Linked DNA regions of Homo sapiens: regions 2 and 3 are each linked to region 1. A link is an interaction called in ENCODE POLR2A ChIA-PET data of the cell type or tissue named here. Cell type or tissue: GM12878. All regions are shown on one strand.

The links. ChIA-PET counts read pairs that join two places held together with the same protein. Peaks named below come from ENCODE experiments on the same cell type or tissue, not always from the same donor. Only the 100,000 strongest peaks of a DNase experiment are listed, where the experiment ranks them.
Region 2: POLR2A ChIA-PET joins it to region 1 with 9 read pairs; 3 of 35 experiments call an interaction of 5 or more read pairs at or near these places.
Region 3: POLR2A ChIA-PET joins it to region 1 with 5 read pairs; 2 of 35 experiments call an interaction of 5 or more read pairs at or near these places.

Annotation. Positions count from the first base shown.
Region 1 is chr4:53,637,601-53,645,600 of GRCh38, reverse strand. It overlaps a transcript of LNX1 not described here. Among named protein-coding and RNA genes, the nearest start is that of LNX1-AS2, 49 kb to the right of the region's middle. In GM12878, no CTCF peak of the experiment used is centred here; DNase peaks (open chromatin) are centred at 748, 4,270 and 4,890; H3K27ac peaks cover 1,358 bases.
Region 2 is chr4:53,427,857-53,435,856 of GRCh38, reverse strand. It overlaps FIP1L1 (factor interacting with PAPOLA and CPSF1), which reads right to left. Exons shown (of 18, transcript NM_030917.4): 13 at 7,674-7,830. Among named protein-coding and RNA genes, the nearest start is that of FIP1L1, 54 kb to the right of the region's middle. In GM12878, no CTCF peak of the experiment used is centred here; a DNase peak (open chromatin) is centred at 3,089.
Region 3 is chr4:53,303,637-53,311,636 of GRCh38, reverse strand. All of the region lies in intron 3 of SCFD2 (sec1 family domain containing 2), which reads left to right. Among named protein-coding and RNA genes, the nearest start is that of SCFD2, 58 kb to the left of the region's middle. In GM12878, no CTCF peak of the experiment used is centred here; a DNase peak (open chromatin) is centred at 3,676; H3K27ac peaks cover 2,051 bases.

The DNA of each region.
Region 1 (8,000 bases):
CTTTTCTGAGCTGGTTAGAGAGAAAGTAAAGATTATAATTAACAGTTCTTTGCAACGTGCCTCAATGTCTGCCAATCCTATTACTCAGAAGGCAATTTCAGTGGCCCTTGCTCTTTGGGCTTGAGTAGGCAAATCCACCTTCCCTTTTCTGGAATAGACCCCATTGGGTAACCCCAATGGTAGTGCACACTGACAACTTAATGCTGAGAACAGCCCACAGCAGGGAAGGCAATGACCAAATATCTTCATTCACCCTCTGCACAAGAGGGCTCTGCCAAACTCCAGGCTGGTGACCAAAGGCCAGGAAATCTAGCCTGTCTTCTAGAATGTTCCTGGGGAGCTCTGTCATGGCTCCAGCCTCCCGAGAGTTCCCTTGCCAAAGGAGCCCTTCCTCTGGATTCTTAATTTGTGTAAGGGCCACCGTGTATCCCGGAGTGTTTTTAGGTTACACTCCTGCCCCAGGAGAAAAACACAGGCAAAAATAGAGTTAAGCCAAACTTTCTGTTCTTTTTTGGCGTGGACACTGCCTGGCTGTGCCCTTATCACCTGGATCATCTTTTGGCTGTCTGGAGATTTCCTGGGCTCACTCTCCTGCTGTTGGCAAGAATTGAGGAGTTAGGTCTCAGGGCTGGGGCTAAGGTACTACTTCTCCCTCACTCTGTTGAAAACTGAGAAGCGCATTTTGACTGTGCTACTTGTAATCCTTACCCAGACTTCCTCCTCCCTGTTACCACATCTCTCCCTTACTCTGACTAAATATGCCCTTTGAGCCAACCTCACCAAACTGGTTCTCTGGGTTGGTAATAACGACCTTCCAGATATACTCTGAGCTCCCTCCAGCAGGAACCTCCCAGTCTCTGCCTGGCCATCTGGCAAGGAGGCCCTGCTGGTGCTGGGGTAACCTACCCAACCTGGGACACTATCCAAGTCACCTGACATGGAATCCCGCTCCCTCCTGGAATAGGACAGCCTATGAGTTCCCAGGTATTTGCTATGAGAGTCCCAGCTAGTGGTGTGTTTTCTGATAAACTTCATTGTGTAAATTTCTTATCATGGACTGCAAACTAACATATAGCATATGTCAACACAGGTACATAAATACTTCAATATATAATACATCAGTCTAGCTTAAGTCACTTTACATTTATTTCTTGTTTTGGGGTTTTGTTTGTTTTGTTTTTGTTTGTTCGTTTTGTTTTGAGATAGACTCTCACTCTGTTGCCCAGGCTGGAGTGCAGTGGCGTGATCTCGGCTCACTGCAACCCTCCACCTCCTGGGTTCAAGCGATTTTCGTGCCTCAGCCTCCCAAGTAGCTAGGGCTACAGGAGCATGCCACCATAACCATCTAATTTTTGTATTTTTAGTAGAGACAGAGTTTCATCATGCTGGCCAGGCTGGTCTCAAACTCCTGGCCTCAAGTGATTCACTCACCTCCCCATCCCAAAGTGCTAGGATGGATTACAGACATGAGCCACCGTTCCTGACCTCCATTTACTTTTTTTTATCACTAGAATGAAGTACAAAACATAGTAAGTGCAGTCTACCCACGGGGTTTTGCTTTTGAGGAGCAGGGATTATTATTAATAAGACTTTTAGAGTAAATAATTTTGTAGACTAATAAAAATGTACACCAACTGTGGCTGAGTGGCTAGAGAACACAGCTGGCAAGGTGCTTTGTGTCAGGTCATGCTCCATTCATGAAATAATAATAATCACTGTCACTTACTGAATTCTTCCCATGTGCTAGGCCCCAACAAACTTTTTACATGGTTTGACTTCTCTTGTTTAATTTTCATAATTCTGAAAAGTCCTATTGTTATTTCCATGTTTCAGGTGAAGAAACTGAGGTTCAAAGAGCTTTAGCAAGCTGCCCAAGGTTACCAGGCAGCAGGACCTGGGTTTGAAAACAGGTCTGTTACACTCCAAAGCTCTCAACAGGAGGGAGAAGGAAAATGAGGAGAAAGGGAAGAGAGAGGGCGAGAGGTCTTGGGCAGCTAGTTCTTCAGTCCCCTGAATTTTGTTACCCTATCTCTGTGTCTATATCACAGCCTTCTTGGATTAATGAACAAAGAACCCCTTTCTCAGACTACATCAGCCACCCTCTGTCCACTCTGCTTGACACCTGATTAGATCATAAAGACCAAGGTTTCTTGACCGGGATGGTGTCTCAGCCCTGTAATCCCAGCACTTTGGAAGGCCAAGGTGGGAGGATCACTTGAGCCCGGGAGTTTGAGATCAGCCTGGGCAACAGAGGGAGACCCTGTCTCTACAAAAAACTTAAAAATTAGCTGGCATGGTGGCATGCGTCTGTGGTCCCAGCTGCCCAGGAGACTGAGGTGGGAAGATTGCTTGAGCCTGGGAATTTGAGGCTGCAGTGAGCCATGATCGTGCCATTGCACTCCAGCTTGGGCAACAGAGCAAGATCCTGTCTTAAAAAAGAAAAAAAAAAGACCAAGATTTCTTGACTCAACAATACTAGCATTTGGGACTGAATAATTCTTTATTGTGGGCAGCTGCCTTGTGCATTGTAGAATGTTCAGCAACACCCTAGGCTCAACCTATTAAATGCCCATAGCACTCCCCAAGTTGTAACAACCAAAAATGTCTCCAGTCAATGTTAAGTGGCCTCTGGAGGGCAAAATCACCCCACACAGAGAACCATTACACTAGACACACCCAAAGGCAAAAGGAGACTAAAGTTACACCCAGGCGACCATAACGGTCCTCAGAGGGTGGGAGCTTCCATGCCATGGCTGGGAGGGATCTGGGGATTCTTCAAGTGGAGCGACCCCTCTCATGGTCATGGCACCATTCTGATCTCAAAGTAAGCAGAGACATCCAAGACTATAGTCAACCCAAAGGAAACCTCAGACCCCGCAGGCTTGCTGATTTTGGTGAGTAGAGCAAGGGATCTCTCCAAAAGGCCAGTGTTTGTGATTGGCCTTCCCAGTTCTGGCAGAAAATCTGTGTACACCCAGAAAATGCTCTTTCTTTCCAGAGCTATCTCTGTAGCATTGATTTGACCCCAAGCATATAAAGAATAACCGTGCCACATATGACTTTAGAGTGTACAGGGTATGTGGGAAGGGCCCCTAGCTGGTGCTGGCCCCTCAGGACCCATCACAAAGTGGTCAATGGCCAGGAGACCCTTTGTCCTAGGCCCCACATTGAGCTTCAAATTCAAAATCCTGATATCATTTCCAGTGTTACCTACATGTTGAATTTTTAATATGTTCAAAAGCATGTATACATTTTAAATATAGCATATTTTATAGGTCTATTTTGGGATTCCTTCTTTCATTTTTAATATCCCAAGAACTTCAAAAAGTGGAAATGGTCTGGGCCTGCTTTGACCTTTTTTTTTTTTTTTTTTTTTTAAGATAGGATTTTGCTCTGCATTGCCCAGGCTGGAGTGCAGTAATGTGATCATGGCTCACTGCAGCCTCAACCTTTTGAGCTCAAGCAATCCTCCCATCTTAGCCTCCCAAGTAGCTGGGATCACAGGCGTGTACCACCAAACCTGGCTGATGTTTTTATTTTTTGTAGAGATGAGTTCTCCACTATGTTGCCCAGACTGGTCTCTAACTCCTGGCCTCAAGCAATCCTCCTGTCTTGGTTTCATGGCAGGTTTCTTGGTAATAGCCTCAGACTGGAAACAACCCAAATGCCCATCAACAGGTGAATGAATAAACAGACTGTGCTGTGTCCACACAATGCAATACTAAGCAGAAAAAAAGGAATGAACTGTTGATACCTACAATATGAATAAATCCTGAAATTATCATACCAAGTGAAGTAAGCCAGACACCAAAAAGAATACACAATGTTTGATTTCATTTATATGGAGTTCTGGAATGTGCAAGCAGTCTAGTTATAGAAAGCAGATCAATACTTGCCTGGGGACCTGGTGAATGGGGAGTGAGAGGGAGAGATTACAAAGAGAAAGAAAATGAATTTGTTCCTTGATTGCAGTGATGATTTCATGGGCATATATGTATGCCAAAATTGATCAGATGCACAAAATTAAATATGTGCATTAGGTTGAACCCCTGGGTATTGTGGGGTGGGGAGAAACAGAGGCATGGTCGTTAGGTCCACCTGGGTATTTTGTCCATTTCTCTCGTCTTTGGCTGAGCACAGAGGTTGTAGCCATTCCTCTTCAGCACTGCCTGGATAATGTTACTAGAGTGAAGTGTGAGAAACTCATTAAAAATTCATCAGCTTATTGGTGGGTGAAAGCCCTGCTGTGGCACCCTCTCACTTTCTCTGAAGAGCGCCTCTTATCTGGGTAAGTCCCCTCTTGGGGCCAGAAGAGATTAGATCAGAATGCACTGGATATATTTGCATAGCTAGAAATCCCTCCTTCTTAGAGAGTAAAGGAGGTGCCCCCCCACCCCGCCCTTCCCCAGAACAGAGAAAGTGGCCAAGCAGCTTGGATCTCCTCCAGCATACCCAGGCCAAAAAACCATGCCACATTCCAGTGTTCATTGAGGAAATAAAATGCACACACACAAGCATACACACATAGAGCAGTAGCCTGTGCCGAGTCGCCTCCAAGGCTGGGGTCTGCAGGTGCAAGCTCCAATTAGCAGCCAGCCTTCCAATACCTTTTCATCCCAAACAACGGCCAGGCCTCAGCCCCGGCCAGGGATTGAGGAAGGCCCCGGAAGGACTGCCGACGAGACTGAGAAAAACAAAGACTGTCCAAATAAAAGTAGCTCATGTGAGTCGAACCTGAAACCCAGCTTCATTTTCAAAACCTCTTGTGAGAAATAGTCAATGCACAATTTTGTGAAAAATCAGTTACTGGTCACAGGAAAGAAACTGCCTTCAAAGGCCCTCCAGACCTAAGTCATCAGAGGCAGTTTTCTTTTGCAAACCAGCTAGGCACAGTATTTCTATAACAACACAGTCTTAATTGTTCCTACTGTTGACAACAATTCCCCTAAACTAATATATTTTGGGGGTTATGGATGTATTGTGGTTCTCCTGCAACTGGTGGCTCTTTATTGCTAATATCACATCAAGGCTTAAACAAAAGCACTTTTGATTCTTTATTTTTAGCAATGAAATGTATGTGTTTTCATATGCTTGCCAGTGCTCTATCCTAAGCAGAGAAGCACTAAGGCCATAGACTCACTTTCTTCATTCCTTCTCTCCCCCCATTTTTTTCTGTTTACTTTTTACTGAGAAGGCTACAGAGCTTATACAGAGGTCCATCCTTCCTCTGTAAGCATCTCGGCCTGTTCCACAGCTAAGGATGCTCTCCCAAAGAAAGACTTCTCTATCATTGTCTCCTTGTGGGCTCCCTGGTCTGCTTTTCCACCACTGCCATGCTCTGTTAGGCAGTGCTTCCTCGCCTTCCTGACAGTCGTTCTTGTTTTTAATACGTAAATCTACAAAGAAATGCCAACAATTGGAAATGGGAACAAAAGAATGTTAAAAACCTATACTCCCACCACCACTGTCATTCTATTTTTCTGTTTCCTTCCAGATCATCAGGCATACTTTTGTCTACTTGGTATATGTATATAAATAATTCTTTTTTATTTTTATTTTTTTTTGAGACAGAGTCTCACTCTGTTGCCCAGGCTGGAGTGCTGTTCAGTGGTGCAGTCTCAGCTCACTGCAACCTCTGCCTCTGGGTTCAAGCAATTTTTGTGCCTCAGCCTCCCAAGTAGCTGGGATTATAGGCATGCGCCAACATGCCTGGCTAATTTTTTTTATTTTTAGTAGAGACAGGGTTTCACCATGTTGCTCAGGCAGGTCTCAAATCCCTGACGTCAAGTGATCCACCCGCCTCGGCCTCCCAAAGTGCTGGGATTACAGGCATGAGCCACTACACCTGACCTAAATAACTCTTGATTATGCCTCTGACTTGGCTTCTCCACTGTGTTTGCAGTCATGAGATATGAACAGCTGGTAAGTGGGCGACAGAAGAAACAGCCCTTTTGATACTTTAGGACCCCAAAACAGTCCATTCTACTTAGCAAGAATGAAGTTGGGTTCCTGTGAGCCTTTGTTTGCACCATTTTCATCAGCCAATCAATAAATAACCTTGTTTAATGTACGTTTCTGTTTCAAGATGCCTTATTTTTTCTGGGATATTAACATTTTTAATTAAAGAAAATTTATTAGGAAGCAGATTTTAAATAAATATAAGGAAGAATTTTTTTTTAGGTTTGGGGTACAAATGATCCTGTCACCCAGGTACTGAGCATAGCACCCAATAGTTTTTCAATCCTTACCCCCACTCACTCCTCCCTGCTGTAGTAGTACCCAGTGCCTATTGTTGCCATCTTTATGTCCATGAGCACCCAATGTTTAGCTCCCACTTACAAGTGAGAACATGCAGTATTTGGTTTTCTGTTCCTGTGATAATTCAATGAGAAGAATGGCCTCCAGCTGCATGCATGTTGCTGCAAAGGACATGATTTTGTTCTTTTTCATGGATGCATAGTACTTCATGGTGTATATGTACCATATTTTCTTTATCCAATCACCATTGATTGGCACCTAGGTTGGTTCCATGTCTTTGTTATTGTGAATAGTGCAGCAGTGAACATGCAAGTATGTGTCTTTTTGGTAGAACAGTTTGTTTTCTTTTGGATATATATCTGTAATGGAATTGCTGGGTCAAATGTTAGTTCTGTTTCAAGTTCTCTGAGAAATCTCCAAACTGCTTTCCACAGTGGCTGAACTAATTTGCCTTCCCACCAATAGTGTATAAGTGTCCCCTTTTCTCTGCAACTTTGCTAACATCTGTTGTTTTTGGCTTTTTAGTAATAGCCATTCTGACTGGGGCACCTTATTTAATACACCAATTTTGAGCTCATGGCCAACAGCGCTATAACTCATGCCTGAATGATGCTTCTCTAACATAGATACTTCCTCTGTAAGGTACATCACAGTTTTCTGGAGCTTAGGAACATTTGGCAGCACTTCAGCATTATGCTTCGGGGCCATTTTTACAGCAAAATCACCAATGAAGAGCACAAAAATGAGGAAAAACGGGGCACTAAGTAGTCTGCAAAGAGAACACTTGCTGATAGTATGAAAGCTGACACAAGAAGCCAGAGCGTCACTGTTGGACCTCAGCTGGGAACACGTGCATCCCATGACTTAAAGTTTCGCTGCTTTGAGCATGCCCACAAATAACCACAAAAGCACCATGAGCATTGAGTTTGGGGTTACAATTCAATTTTATCAAGGAGGCAAATTCACAACTATGGAATCTGCAAATAATAAGGGTTGACCAATTGACTATACCTATATTGTACAGTCTTGCTAACTAGAATTGACTGTTCTGCATTATTAAAGTATCGAAAGGTCTATTTCTTCTGCTGTCAACTTACCAGCCATTCATCTCTCATGACTGCAAACCCAGCAGAGAAGCCAAGTCAGAGAAATAATCAAAAGTTATATATATGTAAACATATTAATTAGACACAAAATATGCCCAATGACAAGATCTGTACCTATATTGTATTAATGCAGTATATCATGATGACAGGAAGCAAGTGGTCATTCATATTTCCCTCTGAAACTAGTTTGTTGTTTCTTGTTAAAATGCCACCATCGTGGCTGCCATCTATCAGTGATAAATCATTTCTTCTAAAGTGGTAGTTTCAAGAATACACAGTGGGAGCCTTCTCTCTTGCTTCCAAGATCAACTTCAAAATCACTAGGTCTGGTTGGGTGGAGTCCATTGGGTTGAAGTTAGAAGGTGCGACTTTGAGTGGTGGTCTAATCTCCGTCAGCAGCCTAGTCTTTAACACAGCAGAAATTTCCTCATCTGCAAAAGGGAAAGTCCATATTTCATTAATTCTAAGACACTCCTTCTTTTACATTTTAATATCTCAGAAACTGGCTGTGTTTTGGTTTATGTAATTGATGGTGTGTTGTGGATTAATTGGCAGTATTCTGTTTTCTTTCTGGGTGGGCACAAAAAATAAGGTTGCACATTCTACCCTTTGGCATCTTAGAAGTGATGAAATTCT
Region 2 (8,000 bases), 210 kb after region 1:
CAACACAAACAAAAACATACGCACACACACGTGTATCATCTCATCTACCATCCACCCTTAAATACAAACCAGAATGTAGAAAGAATATGGCAAAACCATTATTTCATAATTAAAACAATTACAAGGTGCAAAAAAAGTTTTAAGTTATTTTTAAGAAAAGAAAAAAGGGTTAAAAAGTGGTACGGTCACACAACAAAGTAACCAAAAATTTACCAGCATACTTCATGTCTAAAAGGTAAAAAAGGTAATTTTACATACACTATAAAATGGACAAACTATGTTACCTTTATTAGGATCTGTTACTCTTCTATTTTATAAAATCTAAAGCCTACAGAAGATAAACTTCTATCTTACACAAAACATTTTTGATAGAAATACCTATGTTTTTTAATAGAGAACTTGTAAAGAAATGATCTCTACCAGCTTCCATATAATCATGAGACGATCAAAAGAGCAGTGTAAGCAGAAGGCACAAATTAAACTGTAATTAGATTCAACAAAATGTGGTGTCAATGATGTATTCAAAATGTAACTATTATAAAGGGTGCATCCTGGAGGAGAAAGCACATTCAAAAATCAACATCCTAAGAAAGCTTTTAATCTCTATTAAATTTACATTTAAATAAATTTTAATTGTGCCAGAAAATTCTATTTATTATAGATAATTAGCATTGCTCTCTGTTTTGAATTTAATGAAAACACTGATAGGCAGGCTTTTTAAATTGAATATAGAAAAACACAAGAATAAATACAGTTTTCAAAAACTTTGAGTTCTTTTTTAATGGTAACTCTGGAAAATGCTTACATTTCTGGCAAACAGTGCCAGTTAATTTGAGGTAATCTGTTGAGTAAGACCAAAAATTCATGGTATTATAAAATTAGCTTAATAAACATTATAGTCATAAACTAGTTTCTCAATTAAAGGGATAAAAGTGTACTTCCTCAAGGGCACTGATAATATTCATCCAATACAGGCCAAGCTTCTGCCAAAGCAGTGTTCTCAACGTTCTGTCCAGGAATTCCCGGAGGTCCCTGAGACCCTACTGAATCTGCCAGGTCAAAACTACTTTCATAAATTTACTAAGCTGTGGCCAGGCGCAGCGGCTCACGCCTGTAATCCCAGCACTTTGGGAAGCCGAGGTGGGTGGATCACTTGAGGTCAGGAGTTCAAGACCAGCCTGACCAACATGGAGAAACCCCATCTCTAAAATTACAAAATTAGCCAGGTGTGGCAGTACATGCTGGTAATCCCAGCTGCTCGGGAGGCTGAGGCAGGAGAATCGCTTGAACCTGGGAGGCAGAGGTTGCAGTGAGCTGAGATAGTGCCACTGTACTCCAGCCTGGGCAACAAGAACAAAACTTCATCTCAAAAAAAAAAAAAAAAATTTACTAAGATGTTATTTGCCTTTTTCATGCTCATTCTCTTACAGTGTAGTTTCCAGGGGCCACATAACTCGTGATATCACAATAGATTTAATGTGAAAACAAACAGGAGAAACCAGCTTTTTCTACTAAGCCACATAGTAAAGAGATTTCCAAAAGCATAAAATAAGACCACTTCCCACTAAATTTTTAAAATTATTCTAGGAAAAGTACAGTTATTTTTCATAAGAAATTTAAAAATGTTAACATGTAATGAGTGTATTATACATATCTCTAATATTTTAATTTCTCAGTTTTAACTTCTAATATTAAAAAACAGATAAAACATACATAAGTAGAAGCTCTATGGGATCTGCAGTAATTTTAAAGAGTTTAAAGAAGACGTAACCAAAAAGTTTTGAGAACTGCTGTGCTAAAGAACCAGACTGCTAACAGAAAAATAATCTAATGAGAATGCAGGACTTAGAGGAAATGCAGAATGACCCTAGATATGAGCAACTCGCCACCCGCCCCCACCCCCTGACCCGATTCCTATATATCATCCCTAACCCGAAATTAACATATTTAAGGAATAAATAAGATTTTAAAGTTCATGAAATTAGTAGTACTAGATGATTAGCCAGACACTGATACAAGACAACAGTCTTTTAGGAAGAAATCTACTTCTTTCTAAAATGCAGAATCCTACACATCTGGTATCTAGATAAACAGTTAAACCCTATAGCTAACTTTAAAAGCAGGGATCCTGGTTTGTGGTCCACAGTAGTTGGGCTATATCTCAGTAAAGCAAAGACCCTTCTTCAACTCAGCAGAATTCCACTACTGGGCTACATTTCAATTGTTCCCAAGACCCACAGAACTAGTCATTTGAGGCTGATAAGAGTTCATACAAAAACAAATGAGTTTAACTGAATTTACCTTCTATTCTACAGTAAACTCCACTACAAAAAAAAAAATGAACATCAAATATGATGACACTGAAGTAAATTAACATTTAAAAGCCTAAATTAAAGCCTACCATAAAGTTAGCTCACAATCATTAATTAAATTCTATTATTTTAGAAACAAAGTAAGTCAGACACAGATAGACAAATGCATGATTCCACTTATATGAGGTACCTAGAATAAGGAAACTCATAGAGACAAAAAGTAGAATAGAGGTTACAGGGGCTATCCTTAGGAGGGAAGGAGTTTAGTGGGCACAGAGTTTTCACTGGAGATGATGAAAAAGTTTTAGGTACAGCTCATGGTGATGGTTACATAACATTGTGAATGTATTTAATGCCAATGAACTACATATTTATAAATGGCTAAAATGACAAATAGATTGTATTTTACCACAATAAACAAACACACAAAATCACCTACCCTATAACATTAATACTTCCAGTTTTACAGTTTTTCTTCCAATAAACAAATATTTCAAAACTGACTTCAGCTAAACACAGACTTCTTAACACAAGCCAGGCAAACAGTAAAAACCTTATTCAGATTTTCAAAAATGTGATGACTGTTCCTTATAATCTCCCTAACTTCCCTACCCACAAATACGTATGCATGTACTTCAACATCAGAGAAATGCTTTAAAAAAAAAAGTTTCTAGGACTGTGACAAATACACGTAATCCAATAATACGATTTTCTGGATATAGGTACTGATTCATTTCAACATAGTTAATAAAGAAAACAGGCTTTCAAGCAAAACTGCCTGGGTTAGAATTCTGGTTTTACTATTTTCTAGCTATTACTCAGATGACTTAGGTCCCCGCTTCCTCAGTGCAAAATTAGAATATCATCTACTTCAGATATTGTTCAAGAATCAAATGAGTTAACACATGGAATGTACTCAGAATAGTACCCTGAAAAGTGAGCATTCAATAAGTATTAGCTATTATATCTATTATTACTCAGAAAAAGCATGAAACCACTGTAATGTATTTCTGAAAAAACTTAATACAATGGAAACTATTTTCTGATTCACGAGAAAATGAAATAACAGATTTTCTGGATATTATAGAAGAACTAAATTAGCCAGTATTTGTTTTCTTTCTTTTTTTTTTTTTTTTTTTTTTTTTTGAGATGGAGTTTTGCTCTTGTCGCCCAGGCTGGAGTGCAATGGTGTGATCTCGGCTCACTGCAACCTCTGTCTCCTGGGTTCAAGTGATTCTCCTGCCTCAGCCTCCTAAGTAGCCAGGACTACAGGTGTATGCCACCACACCCAGCTAATTTTTTCATATTTTTAGTAAAGATGGAGTTTCACCATGTTGGCCAGGCTGATCTTGAACTTCTGACCTCAGGTGATCTTCCTGCCTCAGCCTCCCAAAATGCTGAAATTACAGGTATGAGCCACCATGCCTGGCCCAGTATTTGTTTTCAAGCTACTGTTAGTATGGCTGCAGGGAACCACGATAAATGCTTTTGCACTTCCAGACATCTCTTCCTTCTTTGTTGTATTCTAATACATAAATCTCCTCTACTCTTCATACAAATCTATTATGGCCAGAAATACTTTGTCCTCTCTGTGTTACTAGCAAAGTTTCATATACGTTTGCAGGTGTGTGTTTAAGGGTGAGAGGAGGCAATACATTTCTCCTCTTCTGTGAACTATTTGACATTAAAAGTCCTTCAAATGAGAGTTATCTCTAACACCTTATAATTGTTAAACAGTAACTTATCTACTTATGCAATAAGACCTCTGTAAATTTCCAAGAGTCAATCAGAAATTGTATCATCTAAACCAGGGAATTTCTTTCTAAGAATGAATAATAATTATGCTGGGATAGAAGGTATAAAGTAGGACTCTTCCAGGCAAATCTGGATGTATGGTCACCCTATTTATTTGAAAACAAAACAAAACAAAACAAAAATCTAGTAGCATCCTAAAATATGAGAATAAAATATCATTACTATACTTATCTCATCATATTTTGGACTTTACTTTTAAAAACATTAGAAGTCTAATGTTAAAAAGGCAACATTAAAATACATTTAAATTAATTCTTTAAAAAAATGTTTTTCCATTTTCTTTTGATTATTTTTGAAGAAAGCAAAAAACAAGACAGTTTATCTAAGAAAAATGGAATATCTTTTAAGGCAATACTTTAAAAAGAATCCTGAATCATAGCTTTCTTTCATTAGCTGCTTATGATTCTTAAGGTGATTTAAATTACAACAAACTACGGAACATAGTGTAATCATGTGGTTCTGTGGTAAAGGGTAACTGAAAACCACAGCTTTAAGCATGGCAGCTGGCATATATCTATGCAGCCGTACTGTTATTCAGAGCCAGTGCCCATCCTGATTGAATGTACCAGGTATAAATCCGAAAATCATCTTTGGTGTTATGGATACATAAATATGTCGTTAACTCAATTAGCAAACACATTAGGGAATGCCAAGTACGTACAAGACCACTTGACTAAAACTGTAGGGAAACATAGATAGAAATACATAGCCTGTACGCTCCCCAACAGCTCACATTCTACTAAAAGTAAGGAGCAATTCAGAGAGTCTCAACTTCAAATATTTGGTTTTAATGAACTGGTATCCTGCTCAGCACATATACCAGTTAGGTACTGCTTAAACCAGCATTAGAATTCATTTGAATCTGCACTCATTAAATGTTGACAGAAGAGCATAGAAATGTAAACCAAGAATAAACATAAAAGGAAATCTCGATTTTAAAATATGGAAAGCATGTAGCTGAGAATTAAGTAGAAAAATAGATTAAGCAACAGAAAAATAATTAGCTGCACTCTATAGTATAATGTCATTAATAACCTAAACACTCTTCAAAGATTTGTTATACTTATGAACAAAGGTTACATGAAAAAGAAATGGTCAGGGGTAGTGGTTCATGCCTGTAATGCCAGTACTTTGGGAGGCCGAGGAGGGCAGATTGCTTGAGGTCAGGAGTTCAAGACCAGCCTGGACATGGCGAAACACCATCTCTACAAAAAATACAAAAATGCCGGGTATGGTGGCACACGCCTGTAGTACCAGCTACTCTGAGGCAGGAGGATCGCTTGAGCCTGGGAGGTGGAGGATGCAGTGAGCTGAGACCGCACCACTGCACTCCAGCCTGGGCGAAAGAGTGAGACCCTGTCTCCAAAAAAAAAAAAAAAAAAAAAAAAGTAATTTTATCATTTTGAAAAAAAGTAAACTTCCAGATAATGCTACTGCCTATGTGTAGCAATTACCTCTGTAGCAATATTCTACGGAGTTTCGAATATTCTTATACCAGCTAAGTATTTGTTGTCATTAATTCATACCAACTCTGTCCTACTTACTTTAATAATTAGTACTGAACATACAAAATGTTAGCCATCTGGGGATATACTATATTTGTAAATAAGGAAATCCTTTCATTCTGTCATTTGTGACAACATGCATGAACCTGGAGGACACTGTGCTAAGTGAAATAAGCCAGGCACAGAAAGACAATTACTGCACAATCTCGCTTATATGATCCAACTCATAGAAGCAGAGAGTAAAATGGTGGTTACCAGAGGCTGGGGGCCACGGGTGAGGTAGGGGAGATGATTTTCAAAGGATACAAAAGTTTCAGTAAAATGAGAAAAACAAGTTTTGGAGCTCTACTGTACAGCATGGTGACTATAATTAATAACCGTATATTTCAAAACTGCTAGGAGATTTCAGAATGTTCTCTCCACAAAAAAATGTTAAGTATGTGAGGTGATGAATATATTAACTTGATTTACTACAATGTAGACATAATCAAAACATCACATTGTACCCCATAAACATATACAAGTATTACTGTCAAAAATAAAATTTTTAAAAAGTTTTAAGAATTAAAAAAAGAAAATTATTTCAAATCACTACCTAGTAAAGTTTAAGTAATATTACAAAGGAATCCAACAGAGTACCACAAACATTAATAATTTTTTTAGTATCATTAATCAAATATGTTGAAACATTAATTATTTCTACCTTTTATTTATCTAATTCTTTTTCAGAGGACAAAGGATTCACATAGAAATCACAGAAGTCCTCATTTTGAATCACCTAAGTCCTCTTTCATTTGGTTAATACTCAGCATATTAAAGACACAAGAACCACAAGTCAATCCCAACTAATGAGTCGTTTCTGCTCAATCTATTTGTTGGAACTAGAAATTCACTGAAATTAGAAATACTAATGTTGTCTGGAATAAGGACCTCTAACCTATATTCCAACCTCTTCCTTCCACTATTGTTGAGACAACAGACCCTCTAAAGCCACAAGTCATTTTTTCATATTTTTCTCATACTTTTTGAGAGTAGAGGTGACAGTGGAAGGAAATCAAAGGCACTGAAGATGAAAGACAGAAGCAGTGGCTGACATTTAGAGGCCAAGGATGAATATGTTAGGGAAGGACTATTCAGACCCTGGATTTGGTTCTGTACTCGGATCACAACTGGCACCTTAAAACAAAGACAGCTCTCTTGCAAATAAAAGTGAGTGAGAGTACATGGCTCTCTAGTATAAACTGATTTGATTAATAGGAAGTAAAGCCTAACATACGTCTTTCATGTTGCCCTGATGAGGACAAGCAGCTATTTTTTCATCATTTACTACTAGCTTTCTCCCTGGGAAGAAGTAATTATTATCTCAATCAATCTTGCTAGTTTCATAAAAACTTGGTTAAGGCAGATAAAGGTTAAAAACAAAGTAAGAAAGGCAACCCGATGAAAAATTCAAATAAAAATAAAATTTGGGAATTATTTGTGAGTTTCTTCTCTATCACCACTAACCTGGTTTTTAATTGTAATCAAAAGTAGCTAAAAATATGATCAACATTTACTTTTGTTTAAAAGAAATAAATACCAGGCACCCAGTAGCAGTCTCCTAAAAGGAAACCGGTATACAGAAGAAGACCAGACTGAAATATTAATCAATCTCTTCGCAAGATATAATTTTTTGATCTACTCCCATCCTGAAAGTATCTTTTAATGTTTTTTTCAAAACAAATTAACACTGGTAAAGTTTGTAACTGAGTATGGATTTATACATATTCTATTAGCAACTTAAGTTTGGGGATCATTATCATATTTTTGAATCACAAGATTGGTATCTGTATATTCTTCTTAATTTTAGAACATTGTCTCTTTCCTATATTGAAATAGCAATAAACATATATATATCTGTTTCAGTGTGAATCTGTTGAAGATATTATATCTATTACTTTTAATGAAATGTGATCAAGATATTATTTTAATTGTCAAAAATTTTAAAAAACACTCGCAAGCTATTTTTCTTTCAAAGTCAAATGTCTTATTTACTATTTACCCGGTGGTGGAATCAGAGGTGGAGCAGTGCTGACAGTCGGAGGAGGTGGAAGAAATGGAGGAGGTGGAAGGTGAGTGGGAGGAGCTCCTGGAGGGAAAAACGGAGGTGGTTTGCTAAAATTGTTGTCTACTTCAGTAGCAGATCTTTCAGAAAGGACCTAAAATTAGAGCACAGTTAATTAAACAGATGCATAAATATTATGTAAGATTAATCTTAGTAAATTAATTTCATTTAATCTAAGAAACAAAGTAAAAGGTAGTTTAATTCACATATATGTATTTTTGGGGGGAGAGTAATAGTTCTACATGTGTGATATGTGTATACATA
Region 3 (8,000 bases), 330 kb after region 1:
TCAAGGAAAGTAGGAATGCACAAAGGGTCTTCATGCTAAGGTTAATTTATATTGTGTTTCAGTGATACAACATTATGATACTATCACAGAGCATAAATCAGTTTCTATTGCTCGATTCAGGACTCTTAAAAGAGCAACAAACTACTTTTCTAAAGGGCCGTATCTTTGAAAAATAAGCAGAGCCACAAATTTTTAAAAAGGACAGGTAATCCCATAAGCAATTCACATTTAAATGTTTGAGTTTTCTGTCAATCAAAAAAAAAAATTTTTTTTAAGATAGAATTGTTTGCTTTATTCCACAACTCTAGATAGGGGCTGGGGTGAGAGTGGGAGGAAGAAAGAAGGAAAAAAACAGAGGATTGTTAGCAAACTTCTGTTGTAAGAAGGACCAAAAAGATTGATTCAAAGCATACTCCAACCATGTGCCCACTACTCTTTAGTAACAGATAACACAGTATGGCTGCCCATTTTTGCTTCATATCACTAGCCGGAATTTCTTGGGTCTCATTTTCATATATAAACAGATTCATAACTATGAACAGTAAGGAAGAGAACTGGAACTTGTAAACATAATAAAACATTGATTTTTGAAAACTGTCTATCATATAGCTTATCATATAGCATTTAAAACTATAACATATATTTTAAACTATGCACAATTCTCCCATCCTTGCTATAGTTTCTACTGAAGTATAAATTTTTCTGACTGTGATAAAGGCTTCTAGTATTTTTGAGATGTTAAACAGATTTTAATTATAGACTCACGATTCCCTTGTATTTAAATTTATGGGGAGGGATCCCATGATTGAAACCTCATATCTTAAATATAAAATTTCTCAGTACAAGGTAAATTCATGTTAAAACGTTATGAGCACCAAGAGAAATAAACATCATCTACTTAAAGGAAAAATGTTTAATTGCTAAAAGACAGAGAAAAATTCATTTTATTATTGCACATATAAACATGTCATCCTTCTGAGAGCTTGTTATTAAATTGTCAGTTAACTAAATAGATATGTTCCAGAAAAGTGACTTTGAAAACACTGAAATGCAGTTGTATTTTTCCCACTGGCTTTCATAATGAAAAATGTATTCTGAAAGTAACAAAACAAATAGACCATTAGAAATCCATTTGTTTAAGTCTAAAATGGCCACTCACAGAAGAAATGAGTAGATGATGCCCATCTCAAACGCTGATACATTTTACAGAGAATCTTTCACTGGAATATGATTGTGGTTGAGGAACTTCACATATCTGTCCTATAGTTCTCTACAAAGTGGACATATTCCCCAGTGTTTAATGGGTGACAGAACTATTCTATTATATTAGAGCCAAAGTAAAACAGATATCTTTATGATACTGTCTTTTCTTTGTAGCCAGAGTTCTTGAAAGAGTGTTCTATGCTTGATGCCTCTGTTTCTTTATTATTTTCTTACTAATGTAGTGCAGTCTGGCTCATGACACTTTTTTACTGGAAAGCCTCCCAGACCACTAAATATAAGGACATTTTTGCCAGTCACCATCCTTCTCGACCTCTTTGCAGCATTCACTACTAGACTTTGCCACTTTCTTATATGTCTCTCTGTGTTTTCTGTGACTTTAGCCTCTTCTGATTGTGATGGAGTATAAAGTCAATTATATCTGAGGGTGAATCACAGTTCTGCCACTTATTAGCCAAACTTCAATTTCTTTGTCCATAAAATAGGGGAAATAGCTATTTTCTGGACTTTTGAAGGAGAATAAAAGCTCTGAGCAGAGGGAAGTTATGACTATCAAGCAAACTGGAATGAGTAAGCTATAGTTACAGTCTCTGCCTATGGGAACATCTGCACGGGAAACTAAATTATAAGGTTATTTGATGAGAGTGAATGCAAAGCAAACAGATCAAGTTAGATTATTTCTCCTTTCTTTCTCGGAAATGTACTAATTCATTCTTTCCACTTCACTCATCTTTTTCTAGGCTTTATGCTAAATATCTCCCTTCTGATAACCCTGTCTTTTTTTAAGCAGAATTCTAAATAGTTTTTCCATGTTCAGCCTGGTTATAATTCCATTGCATTGCCTCTTTCCTGACTCTGTTCATTCCTCCTGACTCCTCCTCCCTGCACCGCCAACATCCCCTTGACTGTATTTGGGATTCCTAATCCTCTGTGGTCACACTTTTATGGAAAAAATCTCTGGAGTTACATTTCTAGATGATAATCTGATCCACTACAAGGTGATACTTCTTAATTTGCTCTCCTAGTTCTGGGACATCTTAGTGTCAGCCCTATAAACTCACCACCATTCTCTCTTTTCCTAATTAAATACGATGAGTTCTTTCAACCATTTGGGAAAAGACAAGCCTTTCCTACTTTTTACTTCTAGTTTTAAGTCACTGGCAGAGCTCTAGTTTGTTAACATTCCTCCTAAAATGTGAATTCCAGAACTGAACAAAGATGTTGTCTTGTTTTTCCCCTATTTTGAACACTGTACTGTACTGTGCTTCTCTTTTTTTTTTTTTGAGACGAAGTCTTGCTCTGTCGCCCAGGCTGGAGTGCAGTGGCGTGATCTCGGCTCACTGCAACCTCCGCCGCCTGGGTTCAAGCGATTCTCCTGCCTCAGCCTTCCGAGTAGCTGGGATTACAGGCCCATGCCACCATGCCCGGCTAATTTTTTTATTTTTATCTAGTAGAGACAGGGTTTCACCATGTTGGCCAGGCTGGTCTCAAACTCATGACCTTGTGATCCGCCCGCCTCGGCCTTCCAAAGTGTTGGGATTACAGGCGTGAGCCATCGTTCCCGGCTTGTGCTTCTCTTAATAAAGCCCCAGATAAGATTTGTGATTTTTGTTTTCCACCAATGCCACACTTACTTTCATTTCTGAATTTCAACATTTAGCAGTATTGGCTTTGAAAAACAGCAATACATCAAAATACTTTAAAATTTTGTTTGATACGTGTTTTTTAAAAACAGCATTGAGAGTGTTCTACTTCCTGTTTTTGATATGTGAATTCATCCAGTTCTGGCTGAGTAATAGCTGTGTTTTTGATCACATTTATATTTTTGCCTTCACGGGAAAAATTTTCTCTGAGATTAAGAGGAGCATGTGTGCATGCAAATCTCTTTGTTATGTGTGTATAAGAGAGAGAGAAAGAGAGAGAGAGAGGGATGGGAGGAGAAAGAGTGAGAAATGGATGGGGAGATGGGGAGACTGCCCAACTTTGCAAAAAGGAAAAGTTAAAACCTAGTAAGACTAACATACCATGTGATATATGGTCATTTATAAAGGATGAGAACATCTGGCTGCCTCATAAGAGACATATACTGATTATTGACTCACACACATCTTTGTTTTTATATATTAGTTGATACCACAATTTGGGGAATGGGGAAGGGAATTAACTTTTATTGAATAGCTACTTTGTTTCAGGTACTATAAAAGAAGTTTTGCATAGTTTGTTTCATTTAATGCTCCCAATAGTATAAATTTGGTAATTTTTTAAAAGTCCCATTTCACAGGCAAGGAAAACTGAGACCACAAAGCTGAGGTTTCTTTTCCAGGATTACTGTGCCAATTGTTAAGTTCTTGTCTCTCAGATCTAAACTCCCACTTCGTGATGCTGGGGCTGGGACTTTCAGACCACACTTCAGCTTGCCCAGCTGGATCCCTGTCAGGCTATGCTAATAAGGGGAACTAGAGGGAAACCTCAAGGCTAGAGGGTAAGAAGCAGCCTTCTCCTTCGTTTCTGCTTTCTGTGGACTTTCCTTCTGCTTGTGAGTATCTTGCCAACAGTATACTCCTTCACCACAGCAGTGGCAAGTTTTTCCTGTGGTAGCAGCTGAATCCAGTGTGCAGTTCTTCTAACACCTGGAAAACTAGCTTCAGGGCACCCTCTCCTCAGAGGTACCACCCCAGCCAAGTAGTGCTCCATTGTCAGAGGTTTGCATTTAAGTCCCTACATTTGTAAGTTTTAATAATTTCAATCTCTTGCTTCTGTTTCCTCCACACTGGTGGTGGGAGCTACCTCCCTGGTACCTTGGAGTTCTCTTTTTATCCTTTCAATTACCCACTTAACAATTCTGTATGTTAAGTTTTCTCTGTTCATGTCACTGGTGTGTTTAATGTCTTCTGACTGGGTCCTCACTGATGGGTTACATAGCAAGTAAGCAAGGATACAAAGCTGGATCTGTCTGACTTCTATTATCAGGCCTCTTTAGAGAGAGGAGTCAAACAACTAGGGATTGGGGGAGGTAGTGTCTACAGAGCTACAAGCTCAGATATGATTATGCCATGCCCCCGCTTAAAACCCTTTGGTGGGTCCCTCAGGATAGTATCCAAATGTCTAAGCATGCTATTTATAAAGATGGTTCTGCCTTCTAGCCTTATGCTTCACCTACCTATTCTCATTGCTTTCCCTCTCTATTACCTATTTCCCTACATGAACTTTTGCAGATCCAGGACTTTGTTGTCTGTCTGAAATACTTTCATTTGGTTGTTCCTCCAGATCACTCTCCGCCCCTCTATATCTGTGCCTCTGGAGACTGACCTTCGTGGACTGCCTTTTCCAGGCTTTGCTTCTCATTTGAGTTTGGCCTATGAGAGGCATAGGCAGGAGATTTAGAGGGTGAGAGGAAAGTATAGTTAGGATATTGTTTGCCTGGCTTCTTCCTGCCAGGATGCAGTTGGCGTGCCATCTTTTTCCTGCCAAGACCTTGACTAATATAACCACTCATCTTCCAATACACTCATTTGCACACAAAAATGCACATCTTTCCTGTCAAAACCCATCTGATTCTTCATGATTAAATACAGATGTCACTTTCTCTGTGGAACCACATCTGATTCCCTGCTTTTCACTCCCTCAACAGGCTGAATAAATTGCTCTGGCTTCTAAGGACACACAGCTCTTTTTATGGATGCCTTTTTAGCACTTACAATGATGTGATATAGTTAAGTGTGTGTGGATCAAAAACCTTGCTAGATAGTGTACATGTCATGTCCTTCATTGGCCATTGGCTTGGTACACAGTGGGTGGCTTAGTGCTTGTAGTTTGAATGAATGGATTGCCTGATGAGTATGGGTGAGTAACAGAGAGACAATGAGTATTTCTATTTTCAATAGAAAGAGGCAGAAATAGTTTTCATTGAATTAATAATTAATAATTATTATTTCTATTTACAAATTTCCTTTCTGATACGTATTATTCCTTTTGATGTCTCTCTAGCATCTGATCACGTCTTCTTTGTTGGGTTCTTTTCCCTTTGTCTTCATGTCACTCTGCTCTTCTGATCTCTCCCTCTTTCTGATAATTGTTTTATGCCTTCTGTTACTTCTAGTTTCCTAGAAGGTTGTAGATATCTTTGTATCTCCTGTTGTGCCTTGCACATAGATGCTACTTAATGACTGCCACCAATGTTAGAGCCTTATTCTACTTCTACACTCCACTCCAAAATAAATAAAAAACATAAAACCCCATTTCCTATGGTTCAGTATCCTGGGCTTTCCAGTTCTCTCCCAACATTTTCTCTATCATAGCTCTCATCTCTTTGTTTGTACTATTATTGTATTACAGCAATTACCACCAGACTCAGAGTAGTTGGGGCTGAGAACTCTTACCTATGCTTCTTAGTATTCTTTGCACCTAACATAGGAACTTGAACTTACTGTATACCCAAGAAATGTTTACGGAATTAATAAATAAATTCTTGAATTAACAGTGTCAGTTGGTATTTGTTACATATTTATTTAATGGATTGCTTTTCTATCACTCTCCTGTGGAATCCAAGAGTGACACTGATTTAGAACATAAGTTCTCAAACTTCTTGGTCTTAGAACCTGTTTACAGTCTTAAAAACCTAAAGAGTTCCTCAATAATTTTTGTTTATGTGGATTACATCTATTGATACATGTGGGATAGGTGAATGGATAGCTGGATAGATACAAAACAACGTGTTAGAAAAGAAAGCAAGGAGTATTTTAAAATATTTATTAATTCATATTGAGATAATAATAAACCCATTATATGTTAACAAAAGTGACATTTTTACAAAAAATAACTATATTTTCTAAAACAAAATAAGGTAGTGAAAAGAGTGGCATTATTTTACATCTTTGCACATGTCTAATGTCTGACTTCATACAAAACAGCTGGTACTTTGTATTTAAAAGATAATTAGTATGTGTGCTTATTATGTAATAGATCCTGTACACGAAATATTTGACAAGGGCATCAAGATGACACAATGGGAAAGAATAGTCTCAATAAATGCTGCTGGGAAAATTGGATGTCCACATACAAAGAATGAAATTGAACCCTTATGTTACACTATATACAAAAATAAACTCAAAATGGATAAAAGACCTAAATGTAAGATGTGAAACCATAACACTCTTAGAAGAGAACATAGGGAAAAGGCTCTCTGACACTGGCGTTGGCAATGATTTTTTGAAAAAATAAAAAAATTTAAAAAATACATATGTATATAATGGGTTAATATATAATGAAATATTATTCAGCCTTTAAAAAGGATATCCATTTGCCACAACATGGATGGACTTTAAGCAGACCTGCAGCAGAGAGTCCTAACTGTTAGAAGGAAAACTAACAGAAAGGAATAGTATCAACATCAACAAAAAGGACTCAGAGACCCCAGCCGAAGGTCACCAACTTCAAAGACCAAAGGTAGATAAAATCATGAAGATGGGGAGAAACCAGCACAAAAAGCCTGAAAATTCCAAAAATGAGAACATCTCTTCTCCTCCAAAGGATCACAAATCCTCGCTAGCAAGGGAACAAAACTGGATGGAGAATGAGTTTGACAAATTGACAGAAGTAGGCTTCAGAAGGTGGGTAATAACAAACTCCTCCGAACTAAAGGAGCATGTTCTAACTCAATGCAAGAAAGCTAAGAACCTTGACAAAAGGTTAGACGAATAGCGAACTAGAATAACCAGTTTAGAGAAGAACATAAATGACCTCATGGAGCTAAAACACACAGCACGAGAACTTCATGAAGCATACACAAGTATCAATAGCTGAATCGATCAAGCAGAAGAAAGGATATCAGAGATTGAAGATGAACTGAATGAAATAAAGCAAGAAGACAAGATTAGAGAAAAGAGAATGAAAAGAAACAAAGCCTCCAAGAAATGTGGCACTATACAAAAAGAGCAAACCTACAGTTGATTGGTGTACCTCAAAGTGATGGGGAGAATGGAACCAAGTTGGAAAACACTCTTCAGGATATTATCCAGGAGAATTTCCCCAACCTAGCAAGACAGGCCAACGTTCAAATTCCGGAAATACAGAGAACACCACGAAGATACTCCTTGAGAAGAGCAACCCCAAGACACATAAACGTCAGATTCACCAAGGTTGAAATGAAGGAAAAAATGTTAAGGGCAGGCAGAGAGAAAGGTTGGGTTACCCACAAAGGGAAACCCATCAGACTAACAGTGGATCTCTTGGCAGTATCCCTACAAGCCAGAAGAGAGTAGGGGCCAATATTTAACATACTTAAAGAAAAGAATTTTCTTTTCTTTTTTTTTTTATTATTATTTAAGTTTTAGGGTACATGTGCACAACGTGCAGGTTTGTTACATATATATACATGTGCCAAGTTGGTGTGCTGCACCCATTAACTCGTCATTTAGCATTAGATATATCTCCTAATGCTATCCCTCCCCCCTCCCCCCACCCGACAACAGTCCCCAGTGTGTGATGTTCCCCTTCCTGTGTCCATGTGTTCTCATTGTTCAATTCTCACCTATGAGTGAGAACATGCGGTGTTTGGTTTTTTGTCCTTGCGATAGTTTGCTGAGAATGATGGTTTCCAGCTTCATCCATGTCCCTACAAAGGACATGAACTCATCCTTTTTTATGGCTGCATAGTATTCCATGGTGTATATGTGCCACATTTTCTTAATCCAGTCTATCATTGCTGGACATTTGGGTTGGTTCCAAGTCTTTGCTATTGTGAATAATGCCACAATAAACATACATGTGCATGTGTCTTT